2 separate regions of the Homo sapiens genome follow, and region 2 is linked to region 1. The links are chromatin contacts, found by Hi-C or POLR2A ChIA-PET in ENCODE. All regions are on one chromosome and are shown on one strand. Each heading gives the region's core, a stretch centred on a gene start or an enhancer-like site at or near the end of the contact. The rest is flanking DNA. Distances are from core to core; before and after follow the strand shown.

Evidence for each region. Hi-C counts contacts between places; a loop is a spot of excess contacts on that map. ChIA-PET counts read pairs that join two places held with the same protein, here RNA polymerase II (POLR2A). Pooled maps may share reads with other maps.
Region 2: a pooled map shows a loop between it and region 1 (6-fold over the local background). The contact joins the promoter of NRIP3 here to the promoter of WEE1 in region 1. A Hi-C loop is called at or near these places in 9 of 50 pooled maps. POLR2A ChIA-PET finds 5 or more read pairs at or near these places in 2 of 52 experiments (BJ and WTC11).

What each region holds. Positions count from the first base shown.
Region 1 is chr11:9,568,421-9,575,710 of GRCh38, forward strand. It overlaps WEE1 (WEE1 G2 checkpoint kinase), which reads left to right and starts at 5,250. Exons shown (of 11, transcript NM_003390.4): 1 at 5,250-6,089. The coding sequence starts at 5,514. RefSeq lists silencers at 577-646, 4,903-5,252, 5,273-5,482, 5,773-5,872 and an enhancer at 4,476-5,328.
Region 2 is chr11:9,000,730-9,008,019 of GRCh38, forward strand. NRIP3 (nuclear receptor interacting protein 3) reads right to left here and starts at 3,272. Exons shown (of 7, transcript NM_020645.3): 1 at 3,033-3,272. The coding sequence starts at 3,206. NRIP3-DT (NRIP3 divergent transcript) reads left to right here and starts at 3,359. Exons shown (of 3, transcript NR_183663.1): 1 at 3,359-3,814. RefSeq lists an enhancer at 2,449-3,368.

The DNA.
Region 1 (7,290 bases), core at 4,000-6,499:
CATAAGGAGAAAGGTAAAGATAACAAGGAAGGTGAAGAAAGTTGAACTCTTTAAGCGTATTATTTGTCTTTTAAGTGAAAAACTGACATTTGACTAATGTGTCTTTTTTTTAAAGTTAGAAATCTATCAGAGTAGGGTCCTTAGAGAAACTGATTATTTCTCCAGAATAAAGAGCATATTAATAGAAAAGATTCAGCTTTCGCTAACGGCTGACTAGTCTTAACGAAACATTCCTAAAGGCTTTGCATCACTGAGAAAAGTTAGTTCCTAGTTCTGAAGGATTTCATTCAAAGTGCAAGGCTCATGTTAATAGGAATATGCATGCATATTCATGTGCTATATGTATTAAAAATACTTGAGAAGGTGATTTAGAAATCTCAGTTTTAAATCTTCATGGGAAGAATCTTGCTTGTTTTGTTGCCAAGGAAGGTGAATGGGTTGAAAATAGTTTTAAAGCCCTTTACGTGCGAAGTCATGAATCTAAAGAGGATAAACAGGTTAGGTTTGTTATCCCAGAAGCTAGAGGCAAGATTTTTACTCAGTTCTTTCAACATTACCACAAGCATGTGGATTCTGCAAAAGTTGCCTAGCAACATTAGTTAGAAACAACATTGGGTGGAGAAAGGAACTGGAAATTTGAATTAGATACGGCCTGGGGCAGGCGGGTGTAACCCATCTCTCCAGTACAGTGTGTGCTTTACTCAGAGGAGCGTGAAATTTTAAAAATCAGAACAGTCACTTAAAATTTCAGTTAGGATGTTGCTACAGTTAAACCATAATATTGTGCCATGTTCTCAGCTTGAAGAGGCAGGGCCTGGGTTTCTCACTTTTGTTTTGTTTTGTTATTTTGGCACTTTTGTTTTAAAGATCACTGGATTTTCATTAAATTATTCTAGAAACATTTATTAAGCACTTTCTCAGGGGCCAAGGCACAGTGCTGGTTGCTGGAGCTCTGAAGACAAACACAGTTTGGACCCTGCCCTGGGCAGTGTGAAAACCAGACAAGTAAACAAAGTAAGAGTGTTACATAGTCCGTGCTGGGTGCGGTGGAAAGTCTGGAGTAGGGAATGGAGAGTCAGGAAAGGCTTCACAGAGGAAATGGCTCTAGCACTGAGTCTTGGTTTCAACTTAAAAAAAAAATTCCTTCAGCCAGGTGCAGTGGCTCACACCTGTAATCCCAACCCTGTGAGAGGCTGAGGTAGGCAGATCACTTGAGCTCAGGAGTTCAAGACCAGCCTGGGCAACATGGTGAGACCCGGTCTCTACAAAAAATACAAAAATTCACCAGGTGTAGTGGCACTTGCCTGTAGTCCTGGCTACTCAAGAGGCTGAGGTGGGAGAATTGCTTGAGCCCAGAAGGGGAGGTTGCAGTGAGCCGTGAACGCACCACTGCACTCCAGCCTGGGCAATAGAGCAAACCCTTGTCTCAAGGAAAAAAAAAAAAAAAATTATTTCCCCCAATCATTCTACACATTTATTGTGAACTTACCTCTTCGATTCTGTGTGAGGACTTCAAAGTCCTGGGTCTGTGGACCAAGAACTCTTCCCTTCCCATCCACAACCCAAGCCCTTCTGCCTGCCTTAGCCTACTTCAAAGACCTCCCATTTAGGGACGCAGACAGGTGGCAAAGTAGGAGTTGACAAAACAAAACAAAACATTGTTAAGAGTGTTTACCTTCAGGAAGGGGAACTGGGCTGGGATTTGAAGGGATAGGTGGGAGAATTTTGTACCATTTAAGTTTTTGTTACTGGAGTGGGGAAAAACCATGGGGAAAAATAGGAAGTGTGATGGCTGCTACCTCTACAATCTTGCATTAAATAGAGTACTAGAGTGGTGATCTCTGTTCAATTTTTTTTTTTTTTTCCTGAGATAGTTCTCGGTCTGCTGCCTAGGCTGGAGTGCAGTGGCACAATCACAGCTCACTGCAGCCTTCATCTCTCAGGCTCAAGGGATCCTCCCACTTCAGCCTCCTGAGTAGCTGGGACCACAGGCATGTGACACCATGCCCAGCTAATTTTTAAATTTTTAGTAGAGGTGAGGTCTCACTATGTTGTCCAGGCTGGTCTTGAACTCCTGGCCTCAAGTGATCCTCCTGTCTTGACCTCCCAAAGTGTTGGGATTGCAGGTGTGAACAACTACCACACCCGATTCAAAATCTTAAATAGGCAAACTTATCTGCAAATGTGCCAATTTAGGAAGCGAATAAACCAACAATTATTTAAATAAGGGCTCTTTTATCACTCACAAGGGAGTGAACGCCTAATCCACGTTAGAATACTGCAATAAACAAGGGTCCCCTACCCTCGGGGACCTTATTTTTCTAGAAGGAGATAGTAATAAACTAACAACGTACTTTGAGATAGAAATAAGCCTGCTAAGGAAATAAAGCCAGGTGTTGTGAAAGAGCAAAGAGTGAGGGAGGGGACGTGAGAACAGAGATACGGAATTCTTACATAGGAGGAGTTTAGGAGCATCAGTCTAGTTGTGGAGAGGCAACTAAAGGGCTTTAAAGTCCCATTTACTTAGAAAGCACACTATTTTCACATGCAGTTTATGTTACAGATCGATAAAAGTAGGGTTCTCTATTTTTATTTATGCTTCATAATAAATTGAGAAAATGTCAATTATATCAAATAATTATATTTGTCATCAGGAGTGGCAGGAGGGGGCCCACAGCCTGGGCAATATGGTGGCTCATGCCTGTAATTCCAGCACTTTGGGAGACGGAGACGGGCAGATTGCTTGAGCCCAGGAGTTCTAGACCAGCCTGGGCAACATGGTGAAACAGAGTCTCTACTAAAAATGCAAATATTAGCTGGGCGTGGTAGCACACATCATTAGTCCCAGCTATTTGGGAGGGTGAGGTGGGAGGATCTCTTGAGCCTGGGGAGATCGAGGCTACAGAGCCGTGATTGCACCACTGTACTCCACTTTGAGACAGGGTGGACAGAGTGAGACCCTGTCTCGAAAAATAAAAATTTAAAAAAAAGGAGTGGCAGGAGGGGAAGTGTTGGAGCAAGGGTTCTGAAAATCACTCCTTGGCTTTGGCCACTGTGGATCATTGACTAACTCTCCTTATACAAGTCTAGAATTCTTGTCCTCCAAGAGCTTAAAATTAAGTTTGCATGACCATATAAAAAACACATTTATACACCAGTTAGCAAATGTTAGGAGAAAAGACAGCTGTTGATCCTTCACTGTGTCTTCAGTTGTGTGATCTCAGGAAATTCCCGATTTGATGTGTTAAGTACTACCGTGTGTTTCAAGAAAAATTCAGCTTGAGTTTATTTAGCCTTTGAAAAGCATTAGAACAACATATATGACAAAGTGTTAATATGCATAAAGTGCTAACAATAAGAAAAATAGGCAATAGAGATAAATGTAAATTATCATTAAACCCATGACAACTGTTCAACAATATGAATCAAAACAACAAAACCACATCAACGAACATCCACTGATGTCCTGAATTCACAGAGTGTGCTCTAATCCACTGCTAGTGAGAATGTATTGTGTTTCTGGAGGGGGAGTTTGCCAGTTTATATCCTTTGACTGAGGAATTCTAACTCCAGGGAGGTATCCAAAAGAGTATTTTAAAAAGGCCAGGCGCGGTGGCTCACGCCTGTAATCCTAGCACTTTGGGAGGCCGAGGCGGGCAGATCACCTGAGGTCAGGAGTTTGAGACCAGCCTGCCAACATGGTGAAACTCCGTATTTTGCATTTTGTAAAAATACAAAAATTGGCCAGGCCTGGTATGTGCTTGTAATACCAGCTACCCGGGAGACAGGAGAATCGCTGGAACCCGAGAACCCGGGAGGTGGGGGCTGCAGTGAGCCGAGATCGCGCCACTGCACTCCAGCCTGGGGCGACAGAGCGAGACTCCGTGTCGAAAAAAACCAAACCAAACAAAAAACATGGAGAAGGAAGCATATACACCACGGGGTTGTTTACAACAGAAAACTGGAAGAGGCCGGGAGCGGTGGTTCACGTCTGTAATTCCAGCACTTTGAGAGGCCGAGGCGGGCGGATCACTTGAGATCAGGAGTTGGAGACCAGCCTGGCCAACATTGGGAAGTTCGTCTCTACTAAAAATACAAAAATTAGCCAGGTGTGGTGGCAGCCGCCTGTAATCCCAGCTACTCGGGTGGCTGAGGCATGAGAATCGCTTGAACTCTAAAGGCGGAGGTTGCAGGTTGTAGTGAGCCGAGATCGTGCCACTGCACTCCAGCCTGGGTGACAGAGCAAGACCCCGTCTCAGAAAAAAAAAAAAAAATAAATAAACAAAGAAAGAAAAAAGAAAACTGGAAGAAACGTGTAAGTGCATTAAGGGACAGATTAAATCAGTTTAACGAAGCACTAGGGAAATTTTTTAAAATTGCGTTTGAGTTTGCCGCGAGCCGGGCCAATCGGTTTTGCCAACGCATGCCCACGTGCTGGCGAACAAATGTAAACACGGAGATCGTGTGCCGGGCACTTGGTTTCGTGGTGGGCAACTGTGCTGCTGTTTCTTTTGGCCGCGGACAAGGTCGGCAGAGGTGGACCCCTGCTTGGGAGAGCTCTTCTCGCTGTGCTGACACCCGCCCCTAACAGTCACCCACCCCGGGGAAATAATGGGGCTCGGAGGCCTCCTCCCAGCCAGTGTCCAGCCTAAGCACATCGGCTCCCGCAGTTCAGAAAGGTCCCGAGGCCCGAGTCACCATTTCCGGCTCAGACCTCGACCCTGAACGTGGCTGCCCACTGCCACGCCCACTACGCCCCAGTGGCTCGCCCCAGGGGACGAGGGGCAAGAAGCGGCCTCCGAGGGCAGCGGCCGAAGGCCATTCGGTCCCTGGCTCTTCCCAGCTCGCAGAGACCCGGAGGCGCTGCCCGGCCGCCTGCCCCTCTTCAGATCCCCCAGCACCGGAGGAGCAGCGAGGGGGGTGCGTCCAGGCCGGCTTTCGGGTCGGCTTAGGCGAATCCAGCTCTCTTTTGCCCCTCCCAGAAGGCCCAGCCCCGTCCGGGCGGTGTTCGGGCGGCGCCGGGCCGGGCCCCCCGCCGCCCCAGGCTCGCTCATAGGCCCGGAACACCACAGCCCGCCCAGACTTGGCTGGCGCCGAGCCGGGGGTGGAGCCAGCGGGTTCCCGCCAAAATCGCGTAGCTGGTCCTTCCCCCGCGGGCTACGTCGCGCCCTCCTTTTTTTTTCAAACCCGGAGCTGCACTGGGATTGGTGGACTGGGCACTCACGTGGTTAACGGTCGCGGGAAGCCGCGGAGCCCGAACCTGAGACTGGACCTGAGGAGACCTCAGCCTCGGTGCTCGGGCCGCCCCGCCTCTGCCGGAAAGTCCGCGCCGCCGCTGCCGCCACCGTCCGCAGCCCGAGCGCCCCGGAGCCGCAGGCCGCCGCCGCGCAGAGACGCCGCGGCTGCGACTAGGCGCGCCCAGCCGCACGTGGCGGACCCGCCCCCAGGCCCGCAGTGTCCTGGACCCCGCAGGCCTCCGCTCTCCTGTCCTCGGCCCCGTCCCCAGGGCCGCGATGAGCTTCCTGAGCCGACAGCAGCCGCCGCCACCCCGCCGCGCCGGGGCGGCCTGCACCTTGCGGCAGAAGCTGATCTTCTCGCCCTGCAGCGACTGTGAGGAGGAGGAAGAAGAGGAGGAGGAGGAGGGCAGCGGCCACAGCACCGGGGAGGACTCGGCCTTTCAAGAGCCCGACTCGCCGCTGCCGCCCGCGCGGAGCCCCACGGAGCCCGGGCCCGAGCGCCGCCGCTCGCCCGGGCCGGCCCCCGGCAGCCCCGGCGAGCTGGAGGAGGACCTGTTGCTGCCCGGCGCCTGCCCGGGCGCGGACGAGGCGGGCGGTGGGGCGGAGGGCGACTCGTGGGAGGAGGAGGGCTTCGGCTCCTCGTCGCCGGTCAAGTCGCCGGCGGCCCCCTACTTCCTGGGTAGCTCTTTCTCGCCGGTGCGCTGCGGCGGCCCAGGAGATGCGTCGCCGCGGGGTTGCGGGGCGCGCCGGGCGGGCGAAGGCCGCCGCTCGCCGCGGCCGGACCACCCGGGCACCCCGCCACACAAGACCTTCCGCAAGCTGCGACTCTTCGACACCCCGCACACGCCCAAGGTGAGAGCGGCGGGCGCGGGCACCCGGCGGCCGGGGCCGCGGCGCCGGAGGGGCCAGCGCCGCTGCCTGGGTTCGGTTACAGAAGCGGCCGGCCGCTCCCCCCTCGCTTTCCTGCGCCGCCCCCCAAAGTTGGCAGCCCTTGTGTTTGGCCCTGCCCCGAGGTTGTCCGTTGAGATTATGTAACTGAACAATGGGCCTCGTCTGGAACTTCATCTTACAAAGGGGCCGATCGGCCCGTCCGGGTGGCCAAGGATTTGCCGCCCGTTGAGTCCGGGCCGCCCCGAGCGTGTCAGCCCCGAGTGCGGCACCGATAACGCGGTTCGCGAGGATGCTGGAGGGTGCCGGCCCGGCCACCTGACACTCCCGAGCCATAGGATGCCTTTTAAACGCGGCGATCGGGCCTGTAATTTGGGCGGCGCGGGCAGAAGGAGTTTAAAGAAAAATAATTGTCCCGCCCTGATCGTGTCGTGTCGTGTGGCGTGGATGGGGGAAAGGTCTGGGGCATGCAGGGAGACTACGCTTGGACTTGGGAGTAAAGGCTGGCCTTCCAAGCATTTACAGTCCTACAGACTCATCCTAAGTCCAGGCAGTACTGAGGCCTGTTTCTGGACAAGGTCTTGGCCCAGCATTTGTTTTTATCGTGGGTTTGCGGTGCCCAGAGTTTGGCCGGCCTCCGTGTGATTAGGAACATCCTACCGTAGATAAGGTATCTTAAAGAAGGAGGTGTTCAGCACCTGTGTTTTGAAAGGCCTTCGAGTACTGCGCAGATGACCACTTTTAAAACTGCAGATTTTAAAGCTGATACTTCCAGAGATTAAGACAAGCCTCGCATTTGTAAGGTTAACAGGGAAGATGCACCTTTTAAAGTGAGTTTGTTTTGTTTTCAATGTACTGTTTGTCATCAGCCTAGGCAATCTGTGTGCTTTCGAGCTGTACTGTTTATTGGCCGACTTGCTCAAGGCAAAATCCCTCTGGAAGTGAGGGGAGGAGTCCAGCGGAGGTGGCTATGGAAGCCCTATCTAGATGGGGGAGGGGAGATTTTATGGGGCTCTCGGACTGCTTTCTATTTTTGGATGGGTTGAAAGAATTTGTTAACTTTTAGCCACTAGAATGAACTTAGTTTTAGGCAGCATTTATATTCTTTTTAGGGTTAGAGGCAGATTTTACTTGGCTATTTTTTTCAAGAAAAGATAGTTAATAT
Region 2 (7,290 bases), core at 2,022-4,521, 570 kb before region 1:
ATTTCCAAGAACGGAGATGTTTTTCTCCAGCTTCACTGAGTTAAAAAAAAAAATCAGGGCTGGGTGTGGTAGCTCATGTTTGTAATCCCAGCACTTTGGGAGGCTAAAGTGGGCAGATCGCTTGAGACCAGGAGTTCAAGACCAGCCTGGGCAATATGGCAAAATCCCATCTCTACAAAAAATACAAAAGTTAGATTGGTGTTGTGGTGTGCACCTGTAATCCTAGCTACTCAGGAGGTTGAGGTGGGAGGATCTCTTGAGCCTGCGAGGTCGAGGCTGCAGTAAGATGTGACTGCAGCTGCATTCCAGCCTGGGCAATAGAGTGAGAACCCGTCTCTTAAAAAAAAAATCAAATATAATATTACTCACTCATATCTCTGGTTTTAGTTCTTAATCTAATACAGAATGAACAATACAAGATAAAAGGATAAAAGCAAAAGGGGCAGACAAAAATATAATTTCCACAGAAGACTTTGTATCAGCCAACTCCAGATACACAGGAATAGGCAAAGGCACTTTCCTGGGGCCAAGAGAACATGACCCCCTTTGATTTCCTATGGTTGCCTTCTGCCAGTCCTAAAAGAGCTGGCAGGCTGGTATCAAGCAGTGAACATTACAGAAACAGCATAGTAAGAGGTAGATAATTCAGAAATCCCAGCGGTATATTCAAATATAGGTTGCTGGTATGAGGAAAAACAACCTACAATCTTCACAAACCCAAAAGTCAATAACAACTAATTTCTCCTCTCTCTTCCTTATCTCCCTCTGATGCTATCCTCTCCCTTTTCTTGGACTCCTTCTATCGAGATTATACTATAAACTACTCCAAGTAAGAACTATTCAATTAATTTTAACATCCTCCAAATTTCCCTTGCAGTGAGAGAAAATTGAGTCAACACTGGTCTATCCCACATGTATTTATAAAGTAAAAGAATAATAATGTACTTCTAAGGTCACTTCTAAGATTGTACTAAGGCTGCAACAACAGTTCCAAGAGAGTTTAAGCATGCTGCCTCACCCCAGCGCTTGCGGCTCTCCTAGCCCTACCTCGGTCTGCCTTGGTTTCTGTAACCTGGCTGTTCTGTGCAATCACTTGTACATTATAGGTGTGAAAACAGTGAGAGAGGGAAATCAACTCCATGACGGTGGGGCACAGAAAGCGTGAACCATGATTCAGAGCCTTACAGTCAACTGTCATGTGTATGTGTCATACTCAAGGCAATATCCTGCTTCTTGAGGCTCCTTCCTCTTTGCAGCCTGCTGCCTGTGCTGTATGCTATCAGCCCTTTGTGACTCAACTGAGACAGACTAGAGTCAGAAAAGCGGATGGAATTCTTACACAGCATGAAGTAGTATAAGAAATCCTAGGCAGAAGGAAGTTCAGGTAGCTCTCAGGGCTAGGAAACTCCTCGACAACGAGGGACAACCAAATCCAGCATTTAAAAACTCTGTATTTTAATTCTTCTCTTAATATAATACTTCCTTCTTTATTGATTGCTGAGCATTCTAGGAACTAGGATAGGATTATTTGGCCTGAAGGAAAGAATACTTCTCGAACCTGATTTGTTAAATGAATCGAGATTGCTTTAAAGTGAAAGAAGGGAAAAGAGAGTTATCTCTTTTGCAGGAGCACATTTCAATCACTTATCACTCTGGGTTAGCATAAATCAGATAAACTATCCTGTGGGTTGTGCAAAAAGCAAAACAAAACAAAAAAACACAACTTGTAAAAAAAACAGAGCAAGATAACTGAAGTAGACAAACTCTGCACAGAAGTAACTAATGGCAGGGAGGAGAAAAATTTTTGTATATTATATTATACTGTGTATAATATAATGTACCTGTGTATCATTAGAGCTGTTAAATTAAAAAAAAAAAAAAAAAAAAAAGGAAATGGATGCAGAAGCTCTGCCCTCCTGGGGCCAGAAATGGCAATTTCAGTGAACTAGGGCCGACAACCACATCCAAAATTAAATATTTCAAAAGCTTAAAATAAAAAATACTAGAAAAATTATGCAGAGCACCTATTTCATTTGTTAAAAGACATTTAATTAGTGTTTCACATATTACCACCCAAATGAATAAAGCGATTGTGAAATTCAAGAAAACAATCAAACTACAAGAAAACTCCAGATAAAACTACAAAGTTAAACATAAACTTGGCCCAGGACCACTACAGTGGCTGAGGGATGACAAATACAGTTCTTTATATTGGTAACCCTTAGCCATCCATCCCATTCTATAGAAAGAGGACAGTACCATCTTTGACCCCAGGCCCCCTGTCCTGAGGTGCTTCTACTTAATGCCAGGAACAACTGTGCTAGAAAAAAAGACTGCACCCACCCCAGCTCCAGATGCACACATTAGCTGGTCGGTGAGATGCAGCAGCCTGGCTTCCTCCCTCTACCCACTCCTTGGGGGCGGGGCTGGAAGAGGAGAATGATGAAGAGATGTTGGGGGTTCAGGAAACCTTCACATTTGGCCCCTTTTCTCTCTCCCCACTCAGGATGGAAGGTCAAAGTTAGGACCAAAACTAGAGAAGTGGGTTTTGCATAGGGGGACAATGGATTCAACAGAAGTCCTCTGGATCTGGCAACTGTCAAAAAACCCTCTTTCCACTTCTTTCCCCCTCACGGAAAGCCATTAGGAATCACCTCTGTCTGGGTCATAGGAACAGCCACACAGCATAGGAGGCACAAGCCCCGTGAACAAAATTCGGTATTAAGAATAAGGAAAAAGAAAGAAGACCCGAGGGCAAGAGGGCAGGGCAGGACCTCTTCTTTCTACTGGAGAAGAGACATCCAGGGAGGAGGCACAGCCGAGGGGAGCGCAAGCTAGAAAAGCTACGACGGAATCCCCACCGAAACCGCAGCAGGGGTACTGGAAGGGGAGGAATCCGCGACGCAGCGACCGCGAGCCAAGGGCAGCGGCGGGCCGGGCCGTGACTCAGTGAAAGCCGCAACGGCCGGGCCTCGGAAAACGGCGGGCGCGAAGCCGCCGGGGCCGGGGCGAGAACGGCGGCGGGGGCTCACCATGTCCTTGGACGAGCCCAGCTTCTTGAGGCCGTCCAGGGGCAGCAGGTCGGCGGAGTCCTTGTGGATGAACTGCACCGCCTGCTTCATCCGGCGCTGCTGTCGCAGTGACGCCGCCTCCCGCATGTCGGTCTCCTTGCGGCCGCCCTCAGTGAGGAGCCCTGAGTAAAACATCGCTGAGGCGCCGGCGGCCCGGTAGCCCACAGCCCCCCGGCAGCCTCAGCCTCGAGCTCCTCCAGCGCCGCAAGGGCCCCGAGCCGCGCCTTTTATAGCCGAGCGTGACGTCGCGGGGAGCAGCCAGTGCGCGCGCGGGGGGCGGGGCCGGCACAGAGTCCACGCCCCGCGCGGCTCCCTCGCGTCCCGCGTCCCGCGTCCCGCGTCCCCTGCTCACCCGGTGGCAAAGCCGGCGAGGAGGCGGCGGCGCTGGTGGGGACTGACCCGGCAGTCCGAGAATCCACCGCGGCCTTTTCACCCAACCGCCCCCTCCTGCGTGGGGGCCCCGCATCCCCTGGACTGGCGTGGGCTCTGGGGCCCGATGCCCTGGCAGCCCCGGCCATCTCTGCCGCTGGCCGCGGGTACCTGCTCACCTGTCCACGCCGTGGCCGACCCGGGGATCACCGACAGCCGGGCCATGCCTCGAGTCCCGCCGCCCGCGCCGCTGCTCGGCTTCTCAGAAACGCACCTCCACGCCGCCAGCCGGGGCTCCAGGGTCCACCGCCCGGGCCCGGAGGACTGGCGACTCCCTCCGAGGTTGGGAGCGCTCCGGATTTCTCCAACTTCAGGTCGGTCCCCACCCACCGGGCCACGTGACTGGGGAGGGGGCAGCCGGTGCAGGCGTGTGGAGGAGGCTTTCGGGACCTCCTCCCCCGGGCACCCTCTGCCTGCAGCCCGGCACCCGGCCCGCGTTTCCGAGCCGGGGGAGCAGGTGCAGTCGGAAGCCCGCGGGTGGGCGTGGGGCGGGGGAGTGGCGAGGGTCCCCCGCCTCCGCGGGAGCGCACGCGGCTGCGAGCCCTACACCTGCTCTCCGACCAAAGAAGCACCTGTTTTTCTCAATAAGTGCTAGGGCTTACCATCTAAAGGATCGTTCACCATCCCTCCAGCGTCCTTAGTAGGAGCGATTGGAACCCGTTTTTCTTCCTGAATAATCCATACTTTTAAGCCATTCTAATCGGGCCTTCAGGCATCCTGGATTCTGGTCTCGACATTGTGATTTGACACAAATCACGTTTTCACTCTGGAAACCACAACTACTCCCTCCACCCCATCACGCAGGAGCAGACCTGGATAAGAAATATGTGCACTCTGCAAAGAACCAATGATAAAAGTAACAATATCGACGCTTACTGAGCCTTTACTATGTGCCAGGTACTAGACTAGACACTTAAAATGCAGTATCTCATTGGATCCTGGCAACAGCTTGTAAGATAGTATTCTCATCACCCCCATTTTACAGGCAAATACCTGATACCTTCTGTCTGGCCTCCTGAATGCTCCTTGGTTCCATTCCAATACGTTGTTCACTGTGCTGCCAGAGTAATCTTCTCAAACGATAAGTGTGATCATCTCACTTCCCTGCTAAGAGCACCTCAAAAGGCTTCCTATTGCTCTTAGGAGAAACCCACATTCTTGCATGGTCTGCCTAGACCCTGCATATTCACTCTGTACTTCAGCCTCATGGGCCTTCTTCCAGTTCCTTCCAGTCACCTGTTGCCAAATGGCCTGCCTTTGACTGTCCTGTTCCCTCTGTGTGCAGTGCCCCCTCCTACCCTCTTCAGGAAACTCCTATGCTTCTTCCAGACCTCAGCTCCATTATCATTTCTTTAGGAAAGCCTTCTCTGACCTTCCAGAGAGAGTGAAGTCTCTCTAATTATATACTATCTATCTCTTGGGCATTTGACACTTTCTGTGGGGGTAGGGGTAGGGGGGTACTGGTTGTTGGATTAATATTTGTCTCCTCCACTGATTGGAACCTCCAGGAAGGTGACTGAACCCATTTTTTGCTTAGCATTGATGCCCTAATATGCAGAGGGTTCTCAAATACTAGTGAAAGGATGGCAAAAAGTTAAGGTCGTACCAAAGAAATCAAGTGGTAAAGCTGGCATTTACTCCCAGAACCTGTGCTGGACTACCTAGACCTGGAGAGACTGGGTTTGGCCTCATGAAGCTGCTTCTTTTACTCTGTTCTGCCTTCAACACTTGCCCCAGTTTCAAAGACTGTTTGTGGGAAAACAAATACAGAAGGCTGCTCACTTGGCTTCAAGGAAGCCCCAGGGCTGGATTCCTCCCTGTGTGCCCATCCCCTACTTTCCCCTACACACGGAGGACAGAGTCTCTAGGAGACAGGTGGGATTGCTGTTCACCTTCCAGTCCCCTGGCACACTTCCAGCAGTGAACAACAGTGGCTGCCCTGGCCCCTTCTGTCCCATCACCTGGATCCCTGCCTGATCACTCCTCCAGGTGCAGATCACCCAGGGAACAGTGAAAGTCAGCTTTGCCTTGTCCGTCTAGGAGAGGTGCCTCTGAGTTTGGCAAAGCATCAGGGCAGGTCCAACAGTGAGGGCCCCTAGGGCTTGGGCTGGGACAGTGACTTTCCTCAGGGAGGAAGCCAGGCAGGTAGACACTCTCGGGGGGAGTTGGAATCCCCACTCTCCAGGCTGCTCAGCTCAGACCTGCAGCCTTTTTTGCTGAGGATGTCCTGACAGAAGAAAGGGGCTCTTTTCAGAGCTAGATCCCCCTGGGAACACCAGGAAGCTGAATCTCTCTAGTTGAACTGGAATTTGCCCATATCAAGTGTTGCTGAAAAATAAATGGTGCCCGACTGGAACTGGGAATCTTTTTGTGAATTCAGAGCCCTTTGGTGTAGTGGGATTTGTGTTCTGCAGTTGGGTCTGTGGCTGCAATACCTGTTGGTCCCCTCACCTGTCTGAGACCTTCCTTGGACAGACTGATACCATCACTGCCCTCAAGGTTCAGTGTGGTGAGGCCAGCTCCTTCCTCCCCCCACACATTATGAGTATTCGCAGACTACAGACTGCCTGCTTAATTTAAGGAGAGTTATCTCTGGGTGGTTTATCCTGTTTGCCCAAATGACTTTGAGTAAATCACTTCCTACCTCTGAGCCTCAGTTTCCATATCTGTAAAATGGATGTAGTGAGACTGCATATACAATTGTGCTTTGTAAACTCTCTAGGGCTGTACCAACAGAAAAGATTATTATTAATTCTCCATATAGCCAATCAACGTCCCCTGCCTCATTGACCCATCTTGGAGGAAGTAACATACAATATGGTTGTTAAAAACACAGGTTTTGGAGTCTAATACACTAGATTTGAATCCCTGCTCTGCTGCTTACTAGCTATGTGACTAGTTAGTTACTGCACCATTGTGAGCTTTCAGTTCTTCATCTAGAAAATTGTGCCAATATCTCTACTTCTCAGGGCTGCTGTGAGAAATAAAACGATAGACAGTGTAATACATTGGTCATGTAGCATAGGCTCAGCAGAAGGTAGCAACCATCATTACCTGGAACAACTTCAGGAAAAACTGTAGGTTGCAGAACCCTCGAATTGGGGCTGGCCTATCCTTTCTCCAGGCTTCCCTACAGAGCTTCAGACATGAAGCCAGACTTGAGTATCTTACCCTATCCCTAGAGCAGAGGCCTGCTGAGGCAGGGGCTGGCCAGCTCTCTTCCTCTCCTCAGTGTCTCCAGATTCTGGACTTTCCATGTGCAATGGCTCTATCCTAAAGTTCTCTGCATCCTCCCTTGGCTGTTATAGAAGACCTGTACTTGAAAATCATACTAGAAAATCCAGTACTGTTTCAGTGTTAGAATGCTATTCACGTTATTCTTCTTATAAGTGACAGATACCCAGTTGAAAATTTCTTATGTGAAAATGCAAATTTTTGGTCCCCTTAATTTAAAAGTGCAGGGCTTCAGGCATGGCTGGATCCAAAGACTCAAATGACATTATCACTGTGTTTCAGCTCTGCTTTCCTCTGAGCTGATGCCCCTGTAGGCAGACCCTTCCTGTCTGATGGCTATTTGTGACTCTAGGCTTACAACCTATTCTCCTAGCAACCCTCTTTTGGGTCTTCAGCTAACAGAGAGGCCTTTAAGAATGAGAAACAGGATGAGTGCTGAGGCTTGGAGGCCTAAAAAGTAGAGGAGAAGAGCAGAGGATAAAGGGGAGACTGCCAAGAAATTTTCCTCCCCATTCCCTCCCTACCCATGCATATTGCCCTTGGCCATACCCTGAAG